Linked DNA regions of Mus musculus: region 2 is linked to region 1. The links are chromatin loops, found by intact Hi-C in ENCODE. Cell type or tissue: gastrocnemius. All regions are shown on one strand.

What was found. Hi-C counts contacts between places; a loop is a spot of excess contacts. Peaks named below come from ENCODE experiments on the same cell type or tissue, not always from the same donor. Only the 100,000 strongest peaks of a DNase experiment are listed, where the experiment ranks them.
Region 2: a loop joins it to region 1, with 2.5 times the contacts of the local background. A loop is called at or near these places in 6 of 42 quality-filtered maps.

The regions. Positions count from the first base shown.
Region 1 is chr15:36,934,733-36,942,732 of GRCm38, reverse strand. It overlaps Gm34590 (a long non-coding RNA gene), which reads right to left and starts at 4,738. Exons shown (of 8, transcript XR_875167.3): 1 at 3,715-4,738; 2 at 2,573-3,122; 3 at 1-69. In gastrocnemius, no CTCF peak of the experiment used is centred here; DNase peaks (open chromatin) are centred at 2,960, 3,930, 4,363, 4,743 and 2 more places; H3K4me3 peaks cover 1,477 bases; H3K27ac peaks cover 3,470 bases.
Region 2 is chr15:36,865,507-36,873,506 of GRCm38, reverse strand. Gm41299 (a long non-coding RNA gene) reads right to left here and starts at 5,785. Exons shown (of 2, transcript XR_875154.1): 1 at 5,346-5,785; 2 at 4,179-4,403. It overlaps Gm10384 (a long non-coding RNA gene), which reads left to right. Exons shown (of 2, transcript XR_875155.3): 2 at 1,090-3,007. In gastrocnemius, no CTCF peak of the experiment used is centred here; a DNase peak (open chromatin) is centred at 3,221; H3K4me3 peaks cover 239 bases; H3K27ac peaks cover 544 bases.

The sequences.
Region 1 (8,000 bases):
GGGGGTGAGATGTTGAGAGAGTCCCTTGTATAAAGAACCTTGAGCAATCTTAGGAGATGTTGTTCTAAACTTGGAGAGGGAAGAAAGAATCAACATCACATTCTGCCTAGAAAACCGCCTGAAGATGCCATGGCTTAAACCAGAAGCCATTGCTGCTCTCAGCTCTGTGAGCCAGGGCTTTGGGCAGTGTTCAGCCAGACAGTGAGGGTCAGGATGGCTCCAAGTGAGATGGCCAGACTGGCCAGATCTCAGAGCTCATTAGCTCAGTGCTTGGCACTGCTCATTGCCTCTGCCAAGATCAAAAACAGAAACTGCATCTTTCTGTCTCACTGAGACCCATCCAGTCGAAGGGCCTGCCTGAATTCAAGGGACGTGGAACAAATTTCCTTTGAAAGACTCAACAGCCCCTTGTATGTAAATATCTTTGCCAATCTACCTCGTGTGGTGTCTTGGTAGTGGCAGATAGCCAAGTGTTGGGCTAAAGTTACAGAAAATCCCACCATGGCCACTTGGGCTGAAAGGGAAAAGATTCCCCTAGAGATCACATTTCCCTCATTCTCTCATCCCTACTAGTAACAGGAGAAGTTATTTGTGGGACATGGACTGGCACCACTTGTCTGTTCCTTCAGATGGTGACAGTCTAGTGGTTCCCTGATCAATTGAGTCTAGTACAGGTGAGACACCCTCCCTTAACACAAGCAATCTACACATACCGTCTGCCAAGACAGACTGTGGGTAAGAGGAAGGGGCAGGGGGTGCCTGTCCCTTAGAGCACTTGGAGGCAATGTGACAGACATCGCAGTGATTGCCAAGCGAGGAAGGCAAAACTGACCTCATCTGCCAAGCACAACCAGCTCTGTGTGCCTCTAACAACGACAGAGCCAGTCAGTCCCTCATCAGAAAAACCCATCGAGAACTGTAAGGAGTTGGGGCCTTTTTAACTAGCAGGGCATGTTCAGTCATCTTATACAACACACTCAAGGTTAAACACAGGAAGGTGTGCTGGTGTCCTACTTAAGGTGTCTATTGCTGTGATGAGACACCAAGACCAAAAGCAACTTGGGGAGTGTGGTTTGAAAGAAATGGGCCCCATAGACTCAGCTGTTTGAATGCTTGGCCATAGGGAGTGGCACTATTAGGAGGTGTGGCTTGTTGGAGTAGGTGTGACCTTGTTGGAGGAAGGTGTCACTGGAGGGGCAGGCTTTGAGGTCTCTTGTACTTAAGCTACATCCAGTGTGGTACGCAGTGTCCTTCTGCTGCCTGTGGATCAAGATGTAGAACTCTCAGCTCCTTCTCCAGCACCATGTATGCCTGCATGCTGCCATGCTTCCTGCCATGATGATAATGGACTAAACTTCTGAACTGTAAGCCAGCCCCAATTAAATGTCCTTTGCAAGAGTTGCTGAGGTCCTAGTGTTTCTTCACAGTGATGAAACCCAAACTAAGACTAGGACGATAGGGTTTATTTGGCATATGCTTACAAATCACTTTCACCATGGAAAGAAGTCAAGGCAGGAAGTCAAACAGGGTAGGAACCTGGAGGCTGGAGCTGATGCAGAGGCCATGGAAGGGTGCTCACTGGCATACTTCATGTGGCTTGCTCAGTCTGGTGTCTTTAGCCCAGGGAATGCCCCACCCCTATCAATCACTAATTAAGAAAATGTCCTACAGACAAATCTCATGGAGACATTTTTCTTTCTTTCTTTTTTCTTTTTCTTTTGTTTTGTTTTGTTTGTTTTTTGAGACAGGGTTTCTCTGTGTAACCTTGACTATCCTGGAACTTACTCTAGACCAGGCTGGCCTCAAACTCAGAAATTCACCTGCCTCTGCCTCCCAAGTGCTGGGATTAAAGGAGTGCGCCACCACACCCGGCTGAGACATTTTTCAATAAAGGTTTCCTCCTTTCAGATGAGTCTAGCTTGTTTTAAATTGACATAAAAGGCCGGGCGTGGTGGCGCAAGCCTTTTATCCCAGCACTTGGGAGGCAGAGGCAGGCAGATTTCTGAGTTCAAGGCAAGCCTGGTCTATAGAGTGAGTTCCAGGACAGCCAAGGCTACACAGAGAAACCCTGTCTCGAAAAACCAAAAATATAAAAAAATAAAAAATAAAGTTGACATAAAGCTATCCAGCATACCTGGGATGGAAAAACACAGTAGACCATGACCAGAAGAAGTGTAACTGCAGCTTAAGGACTGCTAGGGCCAGGGGCATCCTAAGAGGTCACATTTAATCCAAACCATGAGAAAACCGAGGCCTAGAGAAGTATCCACTCTGCAGCCTCCTGCTGGTCTCGAACTGATACAATGACAGAATGCACATCACTTAAACTGCCTGTCAGTCATTTTGCTTGGTGATGAGAATTCAAGGTGAAGGAGTACACAGTCTTTGCTACCAAAGCCTACTGTCAAGGCAGGGTATGGAAGGGCGTGTGGAGCAAGTACCACCATAGGACTGCAGGATCCAAATGTGCTCTGGAAACCTGGCTGGGGTGGAGGTAGGCCTGGGACAGGAGCCCCAGATGTCAGCATTGGGTCCCTTGAGTGATATCTATGGATTCTATTAACAAGCTTACCTTTAAAAAAATCTTGTGTACTGAGCCATCCATCAGAGATTGTGTGGCAGGGGTTGTTCAGGGAGCCTCAGGGAGGGCAAGTGGCCTCCCTACAGTCCTGAGGAAGGTGATAAGCTTTAACCCACTGCCTCTCGTTTCTAATGTAGTCTCTGGGTGGGGTCTTAGGAGAGTCCGACAAAGGAGGAATCCATCATGAACATACCTGGTTGGGTAGCTCTTCCTCAGGCCATGTGAGCGCGTAAACCAGGTATTCAGGTCTGAGAAGTCCAAGTTAAACCGCACAGACAGGGCCTCAAGCTGGCAATGATTTTGACGAGTAACAAGGACACCCCCCAGGGAAGTCAGCCACGGAGCTGAGGCTTACTGCATTGTCTTATGCTTCCTCAACACAGTCCTGAGATAGCCCAGGGAGCAACTCCATTTTACAGACGGAGCAACCCAGGCGTTTAGAGAATAAATCCCATTGCCCAGTGTCACACGATCACCAAAAGTGAAGATTCAGGTGGTCAGTCAGGCCTTTGGCCATGTTTGCAAGCACTGTACCATTGAGCTGCATGGTGAGAAACCATTTTGTTTTGGAGGATAAAACAAGACTGAAGCATGATGCTCCACGCCCCCCCCCCCCACACCCAGTCCCCCTCTCCTAGCTCTATTCCCTTTCCCCGTATCTATATCAGGATTAGCTATGCAGTTCTGCAGACCCCTCCTCAGGCCTCTGAACCAAGGCTTGCATTTAAACACACCCCAAGGGCGTGCACCTTTGGTTATTTCACACTCTGGCCCAAGCAACACTCACCACCTAGGGAACTTTACTCAAGGCCAGGGTCACACACCGCTGAGTGGGCTGGGTCGGTGGGACTGGGTGCAGACTGGTATCTGGTATTTATTTATTTGTTTGTTTGTTTATTTATTTATTTTATTTTATTTTATTTTATTGTGCTGCCGCCGCCAGGAGAATGTCGCGGGGTTCAACCTTTGAGGTCTATTGAGCAAAAGCAAGGTGGTGGTGGCAGTGCTGAACAGTGATGTCACTGCGGCAGAGCCAAAACCTAGATAGGAGCGTGCAAACAGCATCACAGAGGATGCCATGGTGACAGGCTAGCGACAGTGCAAGACCGTTTCGAGGGGACTCCTGGGCGTACCTGACGTTGCGATGGCAACAAAGTAGCGCGGACGTCCTTTCCCAGTGCCTGGCGCCTAGTTCGCGCGCGCACGCGCGCACGCACGGGAGCGGCGGATGGGGCGAGGACAGGGACGGGGGTGGGGTAGGGGAAAATGCAGCAGTATGCGCAGGCTCAGAGGTGTGGGAGCCACGGGGCGGCGGCCGGTGGGGCGGGGTGACTCAGTGCGCGGAGGCGGTGCGGGGGCGGCGAGCGACCGGGAGCCAACCGCAGCCGCCGCGGGCCCAGCCTGCCTGGCAACAGTCTGGGCCTCCCTCCCCTCCACCCCTACCCACGAGGAGAGGGTGGGGGTGCTGGGCGGCCTGCAGGTGCGGCGTGATGGCACGGCTTTGTCCCCGCACGGCATGGAGCAGTGCGCCGCCCGCCAGAGCTGAGTCACTGCCGGGTGTGTGGCCAGATGGCCCCACCCGCATGGATGCAGCCCTTGGCCCAGCCGGGCCTGGTTGTGGAAATGGACGGGTTAGGGACAGGGCTTAGGGGTGGCTTCTGTGAAGCGCCCCAGGGGAGGGAGAGGTCCAGTTACCCCCGGCTAGCATGGGTTAGAAAGCCCAGTAGCCACCGCAACCCCTTAGAGGGGCTGGAGGCAAAGCTCAGACAGACCCGGAGCAGCGGGGGCCCAGGAAGGTGCCTCCTTGCCTGAGAGATTGGTACAGCCCCAGTGGCTGGCCTAGTGCCACGTGGAGGATGTGAAAGAAATGTAGAGCCCACTACCCTGTTAAGTAAAAGTGGGGACACCTGCATTTTAACAAATATCCCAGCTCTTTTCACACTGGCAGCTCGTGCAGTGCACTTTGAACATGACCCGTGTTTAGAAGATGGGCCATGGAGGTTGCCTAGAGAAACATAACTAGGGTCAGCAGTTAGGGTAGAATCGGTCAGCAGCCCCCCAGATGTGTGCTTATGCGCACAACCCAGTGTGCTGCTCTACAGTAATTCCATGAAAGAGTAAACCCTACTCTGAACTTTTAGTTTTGAGAGGCAGGGCTTGACCTCGAGGGATTCCTGCCTCAACTCTACAGGCTGCCTCAAGTTCCCCACCCACTTCTGGGTTCTTCTGTGGTAATGAACACCACCTGCAACCAGCAGCAGCCACTGGCACTTTGGTGCCTTTTGTTGTTTTTCTGGTTTGCTACGGTGTGTGGTTATTGAACATTGAGCCTACTAGACACTAAGACACATGAAGTCCTGACCTCTGTTACTTCTAGATGTCAGCTCAAGCCGAGTTTTGTTGTTGTTGTTGTTGTTTACATAATCTCCAGTTGAAAGGTCTGCTAGTCTATCAAAGGAGGACAGAGAAAAAAATTCACTGAAAATTAGGCTTAAGGCAAATTTAACCCTTCGCTTGGCAAATGTCATCTAATCCCCGTTAAGAGCCCATAGTGGAGAAACACTCTGAATAAAGACAAGTTACATTTTGAGCAATTTGAAGTGTGGACACAGATATATCTGGGGGCAGATGGCTTTGATTTAAATCTCAGCAATGCCACTTTGTAGTCACATGACCTTGGGCTAACTTGTGGCATCCAGTTTTCCCTTACTGAAGTGCGTTGACGACATGTCACATGCTGCCTGAAGAGATTTACAAGGTTTGCCGTGTAGCCACCACTTTACAGAGGAAAGCACAGCTCAGGAGCTGCTACAGATGCCCCATTTGCAGTTGAGCCCTATTGCCTGCCAGCCCTGCCCTGGGCGTCCTCTTGCCTCATGACATGGCCATCAGGCAATAGCCACGAGTGTGGTCAAGTATGACTAGCGTGTGTGTCTCTGTGTAGTTAGTAACTGTGTGCACCATGAATCAGCACAAACAGGGTCCTGGAGTTAAGTCAGCTAATTCATACTATCACTTCCTGAGATAGGAATTAGTGTCTTCATCTTCATCTCTCCGGGAAGGAAGCAGGAGCACGGAGACTCCGAGAAGCATCTGAGAAGCCTGCATTCTCAGGCCTTGGTACCTAACCACTGCATTGTGTGGTTGATATCAGGTAAGCATGTGGGTTACATAGCAAGTGAGAGGTGAGGGAGTTCACCTCTCACTTGACCCATCAGACAGCAAGGCTGGGATTTTCAACTTTCGTCAGCACCCTGCTTCTATGTACGAAGCTCCCTTCTAGCCCCTGAAAATTGGTGTCAACATGAGATTGTTTAGAGGGGCTTTGCAAAGCTTTGGGTTCAAGCAAGCATCCAATCCAAGATTGACACAAAGTCAGCCTTCAGGGAAGGCATTTTGGGATTCAGAGACTGTGAATATGTCTCTCAAGCCCAGGGCTTACAAATGCTTCCAGGACGCAGGGGAGTGGTGGTTTGCAGACTCCATCATTGACGTCAGCCCCCACAGACTGCCCCCACTCTGGACCACAGTCCACATACTAACTGTTCCTCTCAGCTCCTCTCTGGTCTCCTGTCTCCACTCATCTTCAAGGTCAAACTACAAGTTCTCTTCTGCACCACCTCCCTCTAGTGTACTGGTTCTCAACCTATGGATTTCGACCCCCTTGGGGGTCCTTTCACGGGGGTCACCTAAGACCTTGGAAAACACAGATGTCTATTTACATTATGAGTCATAACAGTAAAAATTACAGTTATGAAGTAGCAACAAAAATGATTTTATGGTTGGGGAGGCACTGTATTACAGGGTCTCAGAGTCAGGACAGGAGAACCCCTTGCTTGGCTAGAGCATCATTCTCGTGATTGGGGCTGAATGTCTGCGGTGAGAACATCAAACTGTGAGGTGTAAGGACGGCAAGGTATCTTCTTGTCTCTCTAGTTTATTGTAACCACCTTTAAGACTTGGCCAGGCATGTCCCACCTTTGGACACTGTGTTACATTGAAGGTGTCACAACGTTCATACTCTAGAAAAACAAAAACCAAAAAACAATAAAACACCAAAAACCTCCCAGAAATGGCTTAATGTTTACAGTGGAAACAGTTTTGTGTCGAGCCATATTCACAGCCCTTCTTGGCCGCAGGTTCGACACACCTACACCCTTAACCCTTTTGCCTGGGGTGGATTACATGTTCAGTCCCCCAGATTCATGCATTGAAGCTTGGTTGGTTTAAGTATGCACCCCAAAAGTGTGTATGAAGCAATCTTCAAGGCAACAGCATTAAAGACTTGCTGTTGAGTGGGGCCCAGAACTCAGCCGTCATTAATGGGTTAATGCCCATGGTAAAAAGTGTTGAGGCTGTGAATTTGAGCTCTTTTACCTTCTGCCATAGGATGGTGCAGTGGCTGCCTTAGGGTGGTGCGGGCTGACTGCGTGCAGTTCTCAACCTTGGACTTCCCATCCTCTAGAGCAATGTTTTCCTAGTGCTTCAGCCCTTTAATAAGGTTTTTTGTGCTGTGGTGAGTGAACCACATAAAATCATTTTGTTGCTAATTCGTAACTGTAACTTTGCTACTGTTATGACTCATAATCTGAGATGCAGGATATATGCTATGCGACCCCTGTGAAAGGGCCATTTGACCCCACCACCACCACTAAGGGGTCACAACCCACAGGTTGGGAACAACTGCTCCAGCACTGTAAGAAAGAAATGCCTGTTCTTAATACATCACTGAGTCAGCGGTATTGCTATTACAGCAGTGCAAAAGGGCTCAAGGCAGAGCCTCAATCCCCATGTGATCTCTGGTATTTCAAGTGGGCTGGGGGGAGGGGGAGGGGGGAGGGGGGAGGGGGGAGAATCTTGAGGGAGGAACCACTGTGATGGGAGTAGAGCACTTATAAAAAGAGACCGCTTGGGAGGCAGAGGCAGACGAATTTCTGAGTTTGAGTCCAGCCTGGTCTACAGAGTGAGTTCCAGGACAGCCAGGGCTACACAGAGAAACTCTGTCTCGGGGAGGGGGGGGGGCTGGGGGTGCACAGGTACACAGTACCCCCCCCCGCCCCAGCCCTCCTCCTCCTTCCTTCCCCTTTTCTTGTGTGAGGACACAGAGAAGAGGTAGCCATCTGTAACCCCAGGTTCTGTGAGAGCCTCCTCTAGACACCCTGTGGCATTGTAGCCTTAGGTATTTCAGCCTTCACAATGGACTGCATTTCTACCATGTAGCAAGCACCATGCCAACTCTCACCCTGGGCTAACTCCCTCAGGGCCCACCAGTGTTACAGGAGTCTTGATCAGGGCTCTGTAGAGGCCATTAGGGGAAGCCATTTCTCTGGCCTGGGAGGAGCACCAACGTTCAAAGCTGCTCAAAACCTTTTTGAAAAAAAAATGTTAATCCAATTGGGCCAAAGACCACCCCTCAGAA
Region 2 (8,000 bases), 69 kb after region 1:
ACAGTTGCCAAGACTCCAGGGGCACCAGGCCTGTGGGGCTCCAGGGTCACGGAGACCTCAGCTTTTGGCACATGCATAGCTTGGTGACTTCTAGCTATTGTTCTGAAGGGATGAAATCTTAGCGGCATCGAAACCCCATACCATTAACCCTCCCCCAGCTTCTTCATCTGCTTTGCTATTTTTTGCTAATGGTACCAGCATCTCTCCAGTTGCCCAAATGCCTGCCTTGGCTACACCCTTAACCCTCAACAGGTGCTTGGTGTCAAGTTTGGTGCTGGTGCTTGTGAAACAGTTCCCAGTACTAGTCAGCGCACCCTATTCCCACTACTGGAGGCATTCAACAGCTAGATTTATTGCTGGTTGACTGGTTGGATGATTGGTTGTTTGAGCTGCTGTGCTGGGGCTCAAATCTGGAGTCTCTAGGCAAACATTGTCCCTAAGCTACATCTGCAGCCCTTCTTCCGGGTTCTTAAGACACTTTTCCAGTTAGCATCCCTTTACCCAATTCTTTGGCTGTAATCTCATCCTATTAATGTCCAACACCCATTTTTTAAATAAATATGAAGATATAGTCTGCTTTGCTTGTTGCTCAGTGAGAGTTCAATTTGGATGAATTCTGCTACCTACAACCTTGAAAACTTACTTGACCAGTAATGTAGGAATAATAGCATGAGAAGTAAAGATGATAAAGTGAGTGAGGGAGGTGGTTTGACATCAGATATCCAGGCAGTGCTGCAGAATGTTCAGTTTCTCCATATCTGATGCTTTGTAAACGCTGACTTCTGCTTTCAACTTTCTGGGGTTATTGTTCGTTGTTTTTGAGATAAGGTCTCAGGCTGGCCTGTATAGCCCTAGATGTTCTGGAATTTGCTATATAGGCCAGGCTGGCCTTGAACTCACAAGATCTGCCTGCCTCTGCCTCCCCAGTGCTGGCTTACAGGTGTGCACCACCACACCTGGGTCTCATCTTCATGGTTCAACCTACCTGGAATATCTTGTGAGATAAACATATGTTCTCCAAATGTGGCTGGCTGATGTGTTTGTGATTTATGTAAACCATTTTCTTTTTTTCTTTTGCTCTTCCTGCAGGGCTAGGGATTGAACTCAGGGCCCTATACGCATGAGAAGTGCTCTACCATCAAGCTGTACTCCAGTTCCATGGTATCTACAATCAAAGACTGTCACAAAAGTTCTCACTCTAAGGACATCTTGGTGCTCTGACCTTGGCACTTACATGGCAGACAATTGTTGCTGCGGTTGCTTTGAGCCATTTATTATCCTTGGTGACTCTCTTGGCATATAGTGAATACCCCAAGAGCAGAAAGAGAAGGGTATGTGTCCATTTACTCAGCAAGCACGTGGAAGCAATTCTGGGTTATCACTGTCCTGGACACTGAAATTACGAATGTATTCGACATGATCTATAGTCACCAAGATACTGTCTGCAGACAACTGTGTCCCTTTAGTTTAAGCCGGATAGCTTTTATTATTTTTATTTATTCATTCATTCATTATAATAGCATCTTGGGGCAGGCAGTGCTGGCATCTATATAAAGGCAGCAACAATGTAACTAAGCGCTGGATGGACTAAGGAAGTAGATCAAGGGCTCTGAGACATTGGCTTGGAAGCCTCATTGACACAGGTTGAAGAAGCATGCACCTACCGAGGTTCCCAAAAGATGCCATCTTCATTGCTGGCGTCCATTTGAAGCCTCACACAGCTGATGGAACTGTAGCACAAACCTGCATTCCAGTTACAAGAAAGTGTCATGGGAGCATTCAGAGCTTTCCGAATCCACCAAGGGAGCAAACTGTAAGGGCTTGGAATGGGCGGTTGAATGTTAAACTACAAAATCCTTTCTGTTACAGAACTCCAGCCTGGGGAGAGAGTCATGAATGCATGCAAACATCACAGTCAGAGTGGTACAGGTGAGCTACGAAAGCCAGAGAAATGATTCCCGAGCCAGACGAGGGCCTGTGCACAAAAGGGAGAGCTTTGCAGCCCCAGGAAGGTTACTTCCTTTGCTTGCTGTGCTTGTTTGTATGGTACCAGCACATCCTATGTGCTAGGCAAGTATTTCCCCACAGTAGGCCAAGTTTAAAGTCTTGGTGATATGGAAGACGACTCAGCAGGTAAAGCGATTGCCACCTAAGTAGTATAAGGATGGAGTTCAGATCTCCAGCGCCCGTGTAAATGTTGGGTGGGTGTGGTGGCCTTCCTGCAATCTCATTACCCCGGAGAGGAGGCCGAGGATTCCTGAGGCAAGCTGGCTAGCTAGCTAAGCTGAATCAGCCATCTCTAGGTTTAAGTGAGGGACCTGACAAGCTCTGAGTTCAACAGAGAGACACTGCCCCAATACATAATGTGGCAGGTAATCAAGAAAGTCACTAAACACCAACCTCTGGCCTCCACACGATACGCACGCACAGATGTGTGTGCCCACACACTTGAATTGATACACCTACACACATCACACCCGTCCACAGCAAATAAAGATAAAACGTATCCTGAAGGTACTGGGCAGTCACGCATGATTTAAGCAGGTGAGTCATTTGGTCCTGTGTTAGCTATGGAAAGACCTACTTGGTTTTGAGAAGGGCAAGGCTAACAGGAAAGAATGACAGTTAAGAGTCTACTTCCTCCAGGAAGAGATGCTATGACTCAACCAAGGAGGTAACAGTAAGGCTAAGGCTGGCAGACACAAATGAGGACTAGCAGAAGCCAATGGCCATTGCCAACGGCCTGGTCTGGGTGGCTGGGACTGCAGTATGCAGCAGCATCAAGAGGTATATCTAACAGGATATAAGCCTGTGGGGAGAAAGCAAAGACTCCAGTCTCTAATACAGAAACTCGGAAGTGTGGTGGCTTTATCCAAGTCCAGATGGCTAGAAAACAGTTGGGCTGTCCAGCTCTGGAACTTGTATGGCTTGGGTTGTGTAGTCACCACCTTCTGACTTTTGCTCCTCCCCCATTTCATTTTAAATAAAATGTCTTTCAGAGAATTCATATGATTGTGAGAATCTGACTTCTAACTTTCTGCAAATAGACACTTAACCTAGGCAAAGCCAAACAGAACTAATGTTTAGGCACAGCAATAGGGCAAGAGTGATCACATGACTTAGACTGCGCTCACCAATGCACAGCTAGGCTTCTGGACCTGTTACAGAGAAGACAGTCTGTTCTTGCGGCCAGGCTGACAAGTAGACATCCCCCCCACCCCTGGGAGCGGTCATGTGACTCTGGATGCGTGTCACAGCACAGGTTGCCGGAGGCTGGAGTAGCTAAAGCTATTGCCACAACTATTCTAGTAGATATTCAGAAAGCTCTAAGTGGATGATTCTGGGTTTCTTGGGTGGATGCGTGTGCGGGGCAGTCACATTGGCCATGCTGAGACGCTCTGTTTGACCGCTTCCTTTCAGTGTTTCAGGATACAGATGAGCAGCCTATGAGCATGGACCTGATGGGTCACCCATGCCCTCCTTCATTGGGTAATCCCAGTGTGACAGCAGGGCTGGTCTCCATTGTCTCACAAGCCTGCTTTCTGAGGGTTGATGGAGCAAAGCAACTGGTCTGACTAAGTAGCTAAAGGCTACTTTAATCAAGAAGAGATCTAACATGTAAGAAGATACACAGCATATTCTCTTAGTAGGGCAAGCCACACAGCATCCGTTAACTTCTGCACACTTGTGAGCAGCCACAGTTTATTCTGTGAGTGGAACTAGCCCCAGTCTCCATGTCACCCCTGCCCTTGACAGAGAAAAGGCTGTAGACATTAGGAGCACCCTGGCTCAGGCTGCAGGTGACTAACTCACTGCCCTCTTATTTCCTTGCCATCTCCCCACCTGCACAGGAACTAACAAATGTTCCCAGCTTTAATTACAGGAATGACCAGAGGGGACATGCAGCTTTCTTCTCTCCTGCTGAGACTATATGAGCATGTTAGTTAGCAGGTGGAATTTCTCTTGGGCTCTTGGGGAATTGAGGGCTAGGCTATGGAAGAGAAGGAGAATTCTGAGCAGGAATTGTTGCTCCTTCCCAAGCTGTAAAGGTGAACAAGCCAGGGCTTCCCACATACCACCCTGGAGTGTCTGTGTCCGGAGCCCGACACAGGGAGAGCAGAGGCCTGAGTGTACTTAGGCCTCACAGAGGCTTTTCTTCTGAGAGAAACATTACTGTGTCAGGGATTGTATTGGTTTAATTGTTGCTGTGACAAAACCAACGTTAGGAAGGAAGGGCCATCGGGCTCACGGTTCCAGCGTACAGTCCATCACAGCAGGGAAGCCATGGAGATAGGAGTTAAAGAGGCTGATCACAACTAGTCAGGAGGTGAGAGGGATGCATGGACATGGTGGGTCGCCAGGTGCTCAGACAGACAGCTCCTTTTATTCAGTCCAGGTGCAACCTGGGGAATGGTGCAGACAGCACTCAGGGTTAGAGCCGCCCACCTCAACCAATCACATCATCTAAAAACTCCTCCATGCATTGCTCAGAGGTTATTTTCCTTGGTGACCAAGGTGACAATCACTATTACCTATCTGGGCCAGGGAGTGTGATTTAGCTTATAAGCATATCTGCTGTGCAAACACAAGGTCACATCCCCAGCAGCCATGTAGGTGACCCCCAAGCAGGGCCACCTATGAGCCTGTGAGACCAGTGCTGTCAGGGGTATACAAAGAGTGGTAAATGATAGGGTGTGACACCTGGTGTCCTCTGACCTCCTCATGTGTAGGCACTGACTCTTACACATGTGCACATGTGCACCAACACACACGAATTAACAATTGCAAGCACACACACACACATACATACAGTGGAAGTTTCTAAGCCATTAGAAAATCAAGGCAAGTGTTGGATTTGTACCACCATCACCACCTGTCGGAGCTGCCTTGGGGATTATCATTGGCATTGTGAGCCCATGTGCTGGCCATTTTGCTAAACAGACGCTGGCCCTTTCTGCTGTCTGTTTGAACCCATCCGTCTGCCCTGCCCCACTCCATTCCCGCACACTGTCCCTCAGTTACCCAGTCTTCCCCACTCCTCAGGGAAAGCAGTGTGTTGGATCACAGCGACCCTGCCACAGCAGACTCAGGAGTACGCATGGGAGAAGAACCTGCGTGGCAGCTGGTCGTGGAGAAGGTGAGCAGCTGAGTGACAGACTGCTGAGTGACAGATAGACTTGTGTCTGGCTTACCTACACAGTAGATCCAAGGGAGCTGTGCACACAATATAAAAAACACAAACTGTTCTTCCCACCCCTCTGACTCATGTTACACCCTCCTGGTTCCTCTGAATACTGCCCCCCCCCCCCCCCCCACATCAAATGCTGTTGTAACTTCCCACATACCTCATGAGTAGAGGTCTGGGAGGAAACCCAGACCATGGTTGAGTTGTCTGAAAGATTCTCTTAGACACCAACGAGTCACCAAGGCTTGTTGTCACACTTTCTAAGTCTAAAAGCAAAATGCTGCAATCTCTGGGCTCTCATTGGCCAAATACAGGCTGAAGGTGGCCATCAGTGATAGATGAAAATCACCACTATCGTGCACCAAGTCAGCTGTGGGTGGTCTTGAACCACACAGAACTTCTCTGCAGCCCATTCCACAGCTGGGCACACTGAGGTGCAAAGAGAATACCAGACCTGTCCAAGGAGCACATGGAATGCTGGCAGAGCCGGGGACTTGAACCCAGACCTACCCTGTTCCCAGCTAACACTGGGTGCCCCAGGAAGAGCAGAGTTATGAACTCTTCGCTGCTGCATTTTCGAGTGAAGTCTGAATATTTTTCCTGTGGCTCAGCTTTTCTCTTACATCACATCTGACCTATTCCAGAGATAGCTGTCCCTTAGAAAACCATTAAGACAGTCTTGTGAAAACCACCTCTGACCAGATGAATCGGAACAGAGGTGAACATAACAAAACAGAGCCCTCGGTGCTCTAAGGGAGCCTGTGGCTTTTCTGGCCTCCTGGTGTTGGGACAGGTAGAAATGTTATTAGGCAAAGCCACAGAAATAACATCCCAAATTAAGGTTTAATCTCCAAGCCACTGTAAAGATAATGGGTACACTTTATACTAATTGCTGAAGTGAGGGGTTAAGGGTGGCACGTGCTAGAAAAGAGCTCATGGCTCCAGCATCTTTATACGCAAACCAGAGTTTGGAGTGCCAACCCTCACCACAGAGGCCTGGAATAACAATGCCTCTCAATTGGCCAGAGACAGATTTAGAAAACTCTGGCTTGCCATGGGTGGACCAGCTCCAGTCTCTCAACTAGAGATGACCAGAGTGACCTCACAAACCAAGGGCCCTGAGACAGGGTTAGGCTCACTTCAAGCTGGAAATCCTGCTAGCTTATAAAGCGAGCTTCCAGGCCACAGGCATTCTGAGTGCCATATCTGTCGCAGGCTTCTCGTTTTAGGGAGTGTTTGAGTCACTGCTGTCCTCACACCTCAAGGGACAGCAGGCACCAGGTATTGAGACTGTAGTGACCTGCAAGCAGAAGCCCAGCAAAAGTGAAAGTAACCAGATATTCCCCCATGCCAGTATCACACACACATACACACACACACACACACACACACACACACACACACACACACACAGAGAAAGACAGAGAGACAGAGACAGAGAGACAGAGACAGAGAGATAGAGACAGAGAGAGATAGAGACAGAGACAGAGAGAGACATAGAGACAGAGAGAGACAGAGAGACAGAGAGAGACATAGAGACAGAGAGAGACAGAGAGAGATAGAGACAGAGAGAGACAGCGAGAGACATAGAGACAGAGAGAGACAGAGAGAGACATAGAGACAGAGAGAGACAGCGAGAGACATAGAGACAGAGAGAGACAGAGAGAGACATAGAGACAGAGAGAGACAGATAGACAGAGAGAGAGACATAGAGACAGAGAGAGACAGCGAGAGACAGAGAGGCTTTATAGACTTGTGGTATTTCTCTATGGAGGTGTGTGTGTGTGTGTGTGTGTGTGTGTGTGTGTGTGTGTGTGTGTTCCTTCATTCCCCTGAACATCTCTGCACTGAATGCCAGTTATGTGCCAGCATCATCTGGGTGATGATTAAACCCTGACAATACAAACATCCTGGAGAAGATGTATATGGTGGTTTGAATGCTTGGCTCATGGGAAGTAACACTTTTAGGAGGTGTGGTCTTGCTGGAGTGGGTGTGGCCTTGTTGGAGGAAGTGTGTCACTGTCGAGGTGGGCTTTGATGCTCTGCCCAGTGAGGAAGAGACCTCCCTCCTCTTTGCTGCCTTCAGAAGAGACAGTCTCTTCCTGGTTGCCTGTGGATCAAGATGTAGAAGTCTTGGCTCCTAAAGTGCCATGTCTGCCTGGATGCTGCCATGCTTCCTACCATCATGATAATAAACTGAACCTCTGAAACTGTAAGTCAACTCCAATTAAATGCTTCCTTTATAAGAGTTACCTTGGTCTTGGTGTCTCCTCACAGCAATAAAACTCTAACTAAGATAATGCAGTTTTAAAATGGATGTCCCAGAATACTGTGTTCCAGGCCATTCACCATCAATGGACTATCAGTGATCTGAGACCTGCTACTTCTAGAAGCACTGATGGGCCCAGACCAGCTCTCTGCTCCATCTTACCCAGGATGCACCTTGGTCTCCTGTCCAACACCCTATCTGATCTCCAGCACCTAAGATCACCCAAAGTCCTTGAGGTCGAGCACCCATCAGTGAGCCGTCCTGTCTGAGCTCAATCTCTGACTTAACCAGATACTACCTGGAAAATATTTATTGTTTCCTTATCTGTAGATGGAAACAATGGTGCTTGATTTGATGTATTAAATAAGATACTATCTCTGCTATCTGTTTTCCAGCCAGTTCTTCATAAACAATTACTACAACGTTGCAGAACCAGTGTCTTTCTTGGTTATCCATTTTCCTTCCTCCCATCAGTAGGTCCAGGGTCCCTTCTGGTTTGTTTAGGCGGTTGTGGTTTCCAGCGTGAGTCAGGAAGGATCTTGCAGG